2 separate regions of the Homo sapiens genome follow, and region 2 is linked to region 1. Evidence: read pairs that join two places in POLR2A ChIA-PET (ENCODE). Cell type or tissue: Panc1. All regions are shown on one strand. Links, peaks and the distances in the headings refer to the core of each region. The heading gives the core; the rest is flanking DNA.

What was found. ChIA-PET counts read pairs that join two places held together with the same protein. Peaks named below come from ENCODE experiments on the same cell type or tissue, not always from the same donor. Only the 100,000 strongest peaks of a DNase experiment are listed, where the experiment ranks them.
Region 2: POLR2A ChIA-PET joins it to region 1 with 12 read pairs; 2 of 35 experiments call an interaction of 5 or more read pairs at or near these places.

Annotation. Positions count from the first base shown.
Region 1 is chr15:31,151,876-31,157,406 of GRCh38, reverse strand. It overlaps a transcript of TRPM1 not described here. Among named protein-coding and RNA genes, the nearest start is that of TRPM1, 53 kb to the right of the region's middle. In Panc1, for the core only: no CTCF peak of the experiment used is centred there; no DNase peak of the experiment used is centred there.
Region 2 is chr15:31,300,931-31,304,930 of GRCh38, reverse strand. No RefSeq gene overlaps it. Among named protein-coding and RNA genes, the nearest start is that of KLF13, 24 kb to the left of the region's middle. RefSeq lists enhancers at 1-1,344, 1,439-1,741, 1,978-2,660. In Panc1, for the core only: no CTCF peak of the experiment used is centred there; no DNase peak of the experiment used is centred there; H3K27ac peaks cover 496 bases.

The DNA of each region.
Region 1 (5,531 bases), core at 1-4,000:
GCAAAAATGCTCACATTCACATTCATGCTGTAGAAGACCAGAAACAACAAACAGTTCATTCAAAACAGTATAGGTAAGCTTTTGTTTATTCACATAATGAAATACTACACAGCACTTAAAACAAATGAACCAAGCCACCTGTATCAACATGGATAAACCTCAGAACATACTGCTGGATTAAAAAATAAGCCACTAGCCAGGCGTGGTGGCTCACACTTGTAATCCCAGCACTTTGGGAGGCCAAAGCGGGCAGATTGCTTGAGTCCAGGAGTTTGAGACGAGTCTGGGCAACATGGTGAAGCCCCATCTCTATGAAAAATACAAAAAATTAACCAGGTGTGGTGGAGTGCACCTGTAGTCCCAGGTATTAGGAGGCTGAGGTGGGAGGACTACTTGAGCCCAAGGAGGTCAAGGATGCAGCGAGCTGCACTCTAGCCTGGGCAACAGAGTGAGACCCTATCTCAAAAAAAAAAAAATAAATGTAAGTACACTATTTATAGAAAAATCTAAAACAAGGGAAATCCAAAATAAATACATACATCTCTTCAAAGTGGAGATGGTTAGCTGTATCTATAATGTTGACAAAAATAGTCAAACTCTGTGAAACATTTAAAGACATTTATTCTGAGCCAAATATGAATGATCATGGCCCAAGGCACAGTCTCAAGAGGTCCCGAGAACATGCGCCCAGGCACTGGGTTAGAGCTTGGCTTTATACATTATAGGGAGACGTAAAAGATCAGTCAATACATGTGAGGTATACACTGGTTCGGCCTGGAAATGGGGACATATTGTGGGGAGGGTGGCCCACAGGTCACATAGGTGGATACAAAGGTTTTCTGGTTGGCAATTGGTTGAAAGAGTTATTATCAAAAACCTGGAATCAATAGAAAGAAGTGTCTGGGTTAAGATAAGGAGTTGTGAAGTTCAAAGTTCTTATTATGTAGATGATGTCTCTTAGGTGGCCACCCTTAGAGACAATAGATGGCAAATGTTTCCTGTTCAGGTCTTTAAAAGGTGCTAGACTCTCAGCTAATCTCTTCAGCAGTGGGAGGGCCTAGAAGGGGAAAGCTCTATTATGTTAATAGAACTCTTTACAGCTGCAAATTTTCCCCCACAAAAGATGGCGGGCCATTTCAAAATATGGCAAAGAAACATATTCTGGGGTAAAATATTTTGATTTCCTTTTTTTTTTTTTTTTTTTTTTTTTTGACAGAGGTCTCGCTCTGTCACCCAGCCTGGAGTGCAGTGGTACAATCTCGACTCACTACAACCTCCGCCTCCCAGGTTCAACTGATTCTTGTGCCTCAGCCTCCAGAGTAGCTGGGATTACAGGTGCCCACCACCATGCCTGGCTAATTTTTGTATTTTTAGTAGAGACGGGGTTTCACCATGTTGGCCAGGCTGGTCTTCAACTCCTGATCTCAAGTGATCCACCTGCCTTGGCCTCCCAAAGCGCTGGGATTACAGGTGTGAGCCACTGCACCTGGCCGATTTCCTTCTTTATCTGTCATGTGATGTTATGCCATAGTCAGGTTGGAAAGTAAGTCACATTATATACAGTTAAATGAAACCCAACTGATGAGATTTTATGGTCTGTAAGGCATGACTCCCCAGTCCCTTAGATAGGAATTTGGGCAAGAGAGAAAAAAGGTCAGAGTTTAGTCCTCAGTAATGTTCATTCTCTCTCTCTCTCCCCCTCCCTTTCTCCCTTCTTCCTTCCCTCCTTTTAAGAGAGAAAAATATATATAAGTACACATGTAAAGTCACAACATCTGTAAAACAGAATTGTGGGTCTTCACTTGTCTGTTATATCAGTCTTGTCTATGATTTTGAAATTTAATTTTGAATTAAATGTTTTCACAATTTAAACATGTTTTGATACTTCGCAAGCGAGCCACAGGAAGAGTGAGGGTGAAGCTGAGGAGCACAGCCTCAACGGTTTGTGCCTGCCTAAGGCACAAACAGGTGATAGAGTGGAGCTAAGAAGAACTTCTGCAAACTCCCCTTGGTTATCTGAGCTTCCTTGTCTAACCATGTGTGGTTGGAGCTGCAGGCAGGAGCCTCCTTCACCAAGCTCCCCCACTGCAGTCTCCCACTCTTCAGAGCAACTGAGTAGCAGGCACGCCCCCGGCTCAGGGGACAGCAGCTCTCACCTCTCCCTGGGCCCGAAGCACTAGGACCACGCTTGGCTCCCTTTGAGGCTACAGCACCTCCATTTCCCAGAGAGTGTTGCTGGAACCCAGGGAAGTTTCATGTACGCTCACATAGGCTGTGTTTGGAATCTGCTTGGATGCAGAATTCCACATGGAAATTTGTAACCACCCAAGGGGTTCACCTTGCCTGCTGCTTAAACAGAGCCAATTCATGGAGACAGGGGAATTGCAAAGAGAAAGAATAATTCACACGGATTATTACTCAAATCAATCTCCCTGAGCATTCGGGGAGCAGAGCTTTTATGGATAACTTGGTGGGTGGGGGGAAGCCAGTGAGCCAGGAGTACTGATTGGTCAAGGATGAAATCACAGGGAGTCAGACCTGTCATCCTGTTTTCAGTCAGTTCCTGGGTGGGGGTCACAAGATCAGATGAGCCAGTGTATTGATCTGGGTGGTACCAGCAGATCCATCAAGTGCAGGTTCTGCAAAATATCTCAAGCACTGCTCTTAGGAGCAGTTTAGGGAGGGTCAGAATCTTGTAGCCTCCAGCTGCCTGACTCCTAAACCGTAATTTCTAATCTTGTGGCTAATGTTAGTCCTACAAAGGCAGTCTAGTCCCCCGGCAAGAAGGAGGTCGGCTTTGGGAAAGGGCTGTTATAGTCTTTGTTTAAACTATAAATTATAAACTAAGTTTATCCGAAAGTTAGTTCAGCCTGCGCCCAGGAATGATCAAGGACAGCTTAGAGGTTAGAAGCAAGATGGAGTTGATTAAGTTAGATCTCTTTCACTGTCTTAGTCATAATTTTGCAAAGGCAGTTTCAGATTCAAAACAATTCCTGTCTCACAGAAGGAGGAGACCCAGAAAACCTCCTCTGTTCCCCAGTCCTCATCAGAGGCCTTGAATGTAACACACCCCATGCCACCCTCACCCATCTCTCTATGGCTTCACATCATACAAAGAATAAAACCCAAAATCTGTCTGTGACAAAGGGCTCATTGCTGTCTTGCTAAATTTTTCAATCCATTGAAGACCTGTACTTTCATACAAGGCAATAAAAATGAATTGCCAAAAAATGAAATTTTAAAATGACATGCAAAATCCAAGCCCTAAGTTTTCTTTAATTGTTAAATTCCGTAGACAGACATTGATTCTTTCAAACTGCTAAAATTAGGTCTAAATGTAGGCTGTCGTTTCTGAACCCTCTGGGTATGGCCAGTAGCCAACAGTTTGCAGCCCATGCTTGGAACACACTTTGAGTACTGGGGTCCAAGAGACTCCACACATCCCATTCAATCCTCTCCCCAGTCCTGGGAAGCAGGACTCTGGTCCTCTCTCCAGCTGAGAAAGAATCTCAACGGTGGAAGCCTTGTCCAAGGGACCTTGTGAACCAAAAAGTATCTGAGACAAGTCTCAATCAGTTTGAGACTTGTCGATGTTTTCAATAACATGCCCGTGACACAGGCTCAGGAGCTCCTGACAACATGTGGCTCACACTGTTGTTGGCTCAGCCTGGAAAAGCAGAAAATCTTGAAGGGCGGGGAGGGGAGGCTTCCAGATGATAAGTGGATTCACAGATTTTCTGACTGGCGATTGGTTGAAAGAGTTCATCTAAAGACCTGGAATCTGGCCAGACACGGTGGCTCACACCTGTAGTCCCAGAACTTTGGGAGGCTGAGGTGGGTGGATTGCCTGAGGTTAGGATTTCGAGACAGCCTGGCCAACATGGTGAAACCCTGTCTCTACTAAAAATGCAAAAATTAGCTAGGCATGGTGGCAGGTTCCTGTAATCCCCACTACTCAAGAGGGTGAGACAAGAGAATTGCTTGAACCTGGGAGGCGGAGGTTGCAGTGAGCCAAGATCACACCACTGTACTACAGCCTAGGCGGCAAAGTGAGACTCCATCTAAAAAATAAAGACCTGAAATCCATAGAAAGGAGTGTCTGGGTTAAAATAAGAGTTGGGAGACCAAGGTTCTTATTATGCAGATGAAGCCTCCAGGTGGACAGCTTCAGAGAGAATAGATTGTAAATGTTTCTTATCAGACATAAAAAGGTGCCAGACTCTTAGTTAATTCTTTCCTGTATCAGGGAAAAGACCTGGAAAGGGAAAGGGATTCTCTACAGAATGTAGATTTTCCCCACAACAGACAGCTGTAAAGGACCATTCCAAAATATGTCAAAGAAATATATTTTAGGGTAAAATACTTTGAGTTCTTTCAGGGCCTGCTATCTGTCATGATGCTATACTAGAGTCAGCCTGGAATTTAGTGTCTTATTGCTACAAAGGCCTTGAGATCTCTGTTTTAGGCTGGGTGCAGTGGCTCATGCCTGTAATCCCAACACTTTAGGAGGCTGAGGCAAGAGGATCACTTGAGCCTAGGAGTTCAAGACCAGCCTGGGCAACATAGTGAGACCCTGTCTCTACAAGAAAATTTTAAAATTACCAGATGTGGTGGTGTGTGCCTGTGGTCCCAGCTACTTGGGAGGCTGAGGTGGGAGGATCACTTAATCTTGGTAGGTCAAGGCTGCAGCGAGCCATGATCGCACCACAACACTGTAGTCTGGGTAACAGAGCCAGACCCTGTCTCACACACACGTAGTCTCTGTTTTAATGTCAATGCTGGTCAGTTGTGCCTAAATTCCAAAAGAAGGAGGGTATGCTGAGGCATGTCCAAATCCCCTGCTTCCCGTCATGGCCTGAACTAGTTTTTCAGGTTAACTTTGGAATGTCCTTGGCTGAAAGGAGGGGTCCATTCAGATGGTTGGGGGTGCTTAGAATTTTGTTTTTAGTTCACAGCCTCAGTCAGGGGTCCACTTTGTCCAAGGCCCTGCAGTGGGCCACTTCCACAGGAGCATCTTCCAGGGCAGCAGTGCCCAGGGCTGCTGAAGACACCTTTTGAACCCAGTCCTGGGAGAACTCCTGAAGCGGAGACATGCCTGATTCACCAGCCTCCAAGCTGGGCAGGTGGTCCCACATCTGTGCCCATAGAGGGTTGGGGGGCACTTCAGACCCAGGCACTAATCCATGCCCATGCCTGAGCAGAGTTCTGCAGGCAACTGCCCTTGAGGGATGGGGCCCAGGGCCTGAGTGATGGGTTCAAGGACCCTTGAGTTGGGGTAGGGTGTGCTATAGAGGACCCCAAGCTTGAGAGCAGGCCAGCTGGCCAGTAAGTACTCCATTCAGCCATGTGACAGCAGGTCTTCCTAGGGACAACATGTCCAGCCCCCTCTCTAGAGCTTGCTGGAGTCACCGCCACCTACCAGGGAGGTCCAAGTCCAGTACCTCGTTCTCTTGGATTCCTTGTTCTTCTGTATCCTCTACTTTTAGCGGGATGGCAAAAAGGGCACTTGCCTGGTTCCTGCACACTGAGGG
Region 2 (4,000 bases), core at 1-4,000, 150 kb before region 1:
GCCCTCATTAGAGACGCCTGTGTGCAGCCCTGAATTTCTATCATAAAAGCATCTTTCAAATGAATAAATAATGACTAGAGAAAAGGAAGAAAGCAGATTGCATTTCATTGGGCAGGAAAGTTGCTTGGTCTCTCGGGGCTATTTGGCCAAGCTGCCCACAGGTGCCCACTGCGTGAACACAGGTGTGAGTCCCCACCAGATGCTGTTCATTGCTTTCTAAGTACCCTCGCCCCCACCTCCACCCCAACCCCAGCCCCATCCCAGCCCTTCCAGCTTGCAAAGTCATTCTATCATGGCTGTCTCTCCAAAAAAGAGCCATTTCCCAGGAAGGCACCACCCTGACCACTGGCCTTGTCCCGTGGCATGAAGCCAGCGTCACTCTGGACATTGCTGGCTGAGCTGGTTGGACTATGACTGTGGTGGCCAGCACCTCCCAGGCCTGACCCTGCAGAGAAAGGCCGAAGATGAACTCTGACCCCTGGGTGCAGCCACCCCAGCCAGCCCAGCCAGGCCCAGCGGGCAGCACCCCTCTGTCCCCATGGGCCTGGGATGCAGTGTCCCATTTTCCCTGGTGAGACTGGCCTTGTGGGCTATACAGGGGGCAGGAACTAGCAAGGCTATTCAGGGCCTCACCGAGGGGAAGGGCCACTGTCTCCATGGCTGCCAATTTCTGGCGACGTCCCCAGTGGTCTTCCTCCTGCAGGTTCTCAGGCGGTGCCCTCCCACTCCAGGCTGTGCCTGGCTGGGGGGTGGGGGTGCAGGCCAGGCTGGCTCCGGCTCCCACTCACACTAGTGCTACAGGGCTATGGTCCCATCCCTTAGCTGGGCTAGAAACGGAGAGGCGCTAGGCTTGGGGCTTGGGGAAGGGTCCATCTTCAATAGCTTAGTTCTCAAACTGTGTTCTGGGGTGGGCAGGGAGGGTGAGCCACACTCCACAGGCAATGGTGAGTGCTTGAAAACGCCTTTTACAAACTAGTGAAAACAAACACAGGAGTATGCTGAATAGCACACATCATCCCATGACGTTTGAAGGCAGAGCAACATCTCTTGCAGGCAGCTCTGCAGGGGGCCCTCTTGGGCCTTATCACTCTCAGTTGGTGGTAGACAAAAGTCTGAGACCCCCATCGCATGAATTTGTGTTCCTGTCACTTTTCACATGCATTCATGCTGGTGCATGATCTCTAATCTTTATAGGAGTCATTTTATCTCCTTTGGAGGGATTTGGGAGTGAGGAGTTGAGAGGCAAGGCTTTAAAGGAGCTTGAGGTCACCTCCCCTCACCCACTCCCAGGTGGAGTCAGCCCCTGAAGCCCCTCTTCCAGCCAGGTAGGCCTGGTTGTGGCTCGTGGCTCCGGGAAGGGAAGGCTGTGTGGGCGGGGTGGTTGTGTGGGCGGGGTGATTCCTCTTGGCTTGGCTCAGGGGCCCAGCGCTGTCCCAATCTTGTTTGGGGTGTGGTCTCTTTTATGCTGTATAATGACTCAAAAAAAAAAAAAAAAAAAAAGACCTTGTTCTTGAACAAACCAAGAATATCTGTCCCAGCATAATGACAGAAATATTGTGACAAATTAAGCATCTGTCATTGAGCTATCAGGCTCTATTTTAGGTTAAACCTGCTTAGAGATTACGCTCCTTTCAGCTCAGTGCTGCCTCCCACTGTGCCCTGTAGGCACTCTGAGGCTCTGGGGACAATTGTTGGGCCTCACCGGGCCCCAGTGGCTCCGTCTGAGATTCAAGGGGGTGGGCTTAGCCCCTGCTCAGACACTTGCGGCACATCCAGCCAGCCTAGGGAAATTTCATCTACTTCTCCACAGTCCCCATCCCCTCTTCGGCACCCCCATCTCCCACCTAGGTCCTAACGGCATGTGGCACTCAGCGAGCTCCAACTCTCGCTGGACAGTGGGAGTTGTAAAGGGAGCAAGGTGCCCCTGCTTGTCCCTGGCAGAGAGAGCCCAGGGACCCCACGAGGGGTCTAGAGGTCTAGAAACAGGCATGCACCATCTCCTTTCTGGGCCAGGGCCGGAGGGACACACACAAGGCAGCTGAGGGGGTCGAGGTCACCTTCAGGCCACTTGGGGATGGTCTGGAGCCTGTCCTGCTGTGTCCCTCAGCCCCCTCCGTGCCTGGAACTGGCCCTACCCCAGCAGCCCCCCATTCCTAGAGGAGACTCCAGTGACTCGATTTCTCCAAGGATCTCTGTATTTGCAGTGCTTAGTACTTTATCTCCCCCACCGGTCTCAACTTCACAGAAGAGACAACTGCCACAGAGAGGCGACCTGCGTGTGCTTCCCCAGCCACTTCTAACCTGCCGACCTCATGCCCTCTTCCCTAGCCTGCAGGTCCTCTGCCAGCCACACCTGGGGCCATGACGTCCCCTCTCAGGGAAGAGCCAGGGACTCCTGCTCTACAGAAGCTCACCCCTGGGTGGCTTGGACTCATAGCCAGGCCAGGGAGTGCGGAGTGGCCCCCCAGCCAGACGCCACATTGCATTTTGCAGAATGCGCCATTCCGCACGGCCCCCGCACACGCTGCTCCCTGGCCTGGAATACATCCTTGAGCATCCTTTTTCTGCTCTGGGAGCCTTCTCTGCCCACACACTCTCCTGGCAGCCTGGGCACTGTGCAGTTATTTAGGGCTGTTCCTGTTCGTTTGCCTCCTCGGCTTCCTACCAGACTGTGAGCTTCTTGGGGGCTGGTCTGGACTCAGGGGACCCAAGATGGGCCTCATGGTGTCCAGGGAGGGTGTGCAGACCTCCCTCTGTCCCACAGTTCCCACTGGTCCCCTCTATGCATACAGAAAGGTCCAGATGGCGGAGAATGTTCCAGGCCCAGAAGCATCTCTTCAATGATCCCTTCCTGAGTAGGGGTGTCCATAAGGTGCTGTCCCCTAAGTTCCCAGAGCCCCTCACGGCTGGGGCCTTTCTCCACGGGTCTGGGAAAATCAGTCTCAGCAACCAATTGCACCTAATTATTTACAGGACTGAAATGGGTTAGAAATCTTGCAAGATTCAGGCCCAGTAGAAAGGCCCTTTTGCATTTTTAAAAAATCTCAATGCAAATCCAATGCAAAAAAAAAATAAAAATATCTGAGGGTGTTTCTTAAATTAAGTTTGACACGTTACTGTGTCATTCAAAAAAAAAAATAACCAAAACAGGCCTTTCCTGGATTTGTTTCTTAAACATTTCTGTGAACGAGAAGCAATTTCCCTGCCAGCCCCTCACTCCAGATGGCCTAATCCCCTCGGGACCTGCTTCAGGCCCGATAACATCTCTTGGTGAGCTGGTCACAGTAAGGCCCTGCACTCACTTCTCGGCAGGGTCCCCAAGGGACCTCGCCACTGGGCAGCCGTGGCAGATGGGCTGTCCCTGCCTGCCCACACACAGCAGCCATCCCCACGAAGCAGGGGATGGTCCCTGCTGGCTGAAGGATGGCTGTTTTTCTCAGATCCAGGCCAAGTCACTCGGGCAAAAGGTCTGTTCCTTCCTACTGAATGCTCTGTTTGTAGCAATGCTAGGGCAACCCAAAGAGGACGGACTCTGTAGAGAGCCCATTGACACCACCCTTATCTGCCAAGGGAGGAGCTGAGGAGGGGCTTCCTGCCCAGCATCGCCAAGGGTGTTCCTGAGAGCCGGGCTGGACACCAGGGCCCTGCCCTTGCCCCACACAGGCTGCAGGGGAGCTGTGCAGGGCTGCACAAGTGTGCGTTCTCAAGGTGAACAAAGGCAGTGGGGGTGGGGAGGGGCAGGGAAGGGAGAGTCAATGCCATCCCTGGTCCAGATGGGAGAAGGTCCCAGCTCAGGAGAGCCCCCACCCCCACCCAGCTCTGGGAAACTCTGAGGCATCCCACACAGGGCCCTCCAGACGTGACTTCCCGGCTGCTGCCCACCAACTGTTCCCCACGGCTGCCCAGCTGCGCCTGCACGAGGCGCCCAGCCAGCCCAGCCAGCACCGAGGGGTCGATGTTTGGGGGCTTCAGGAGCCACATTTTTATACAGGCTGAAAAT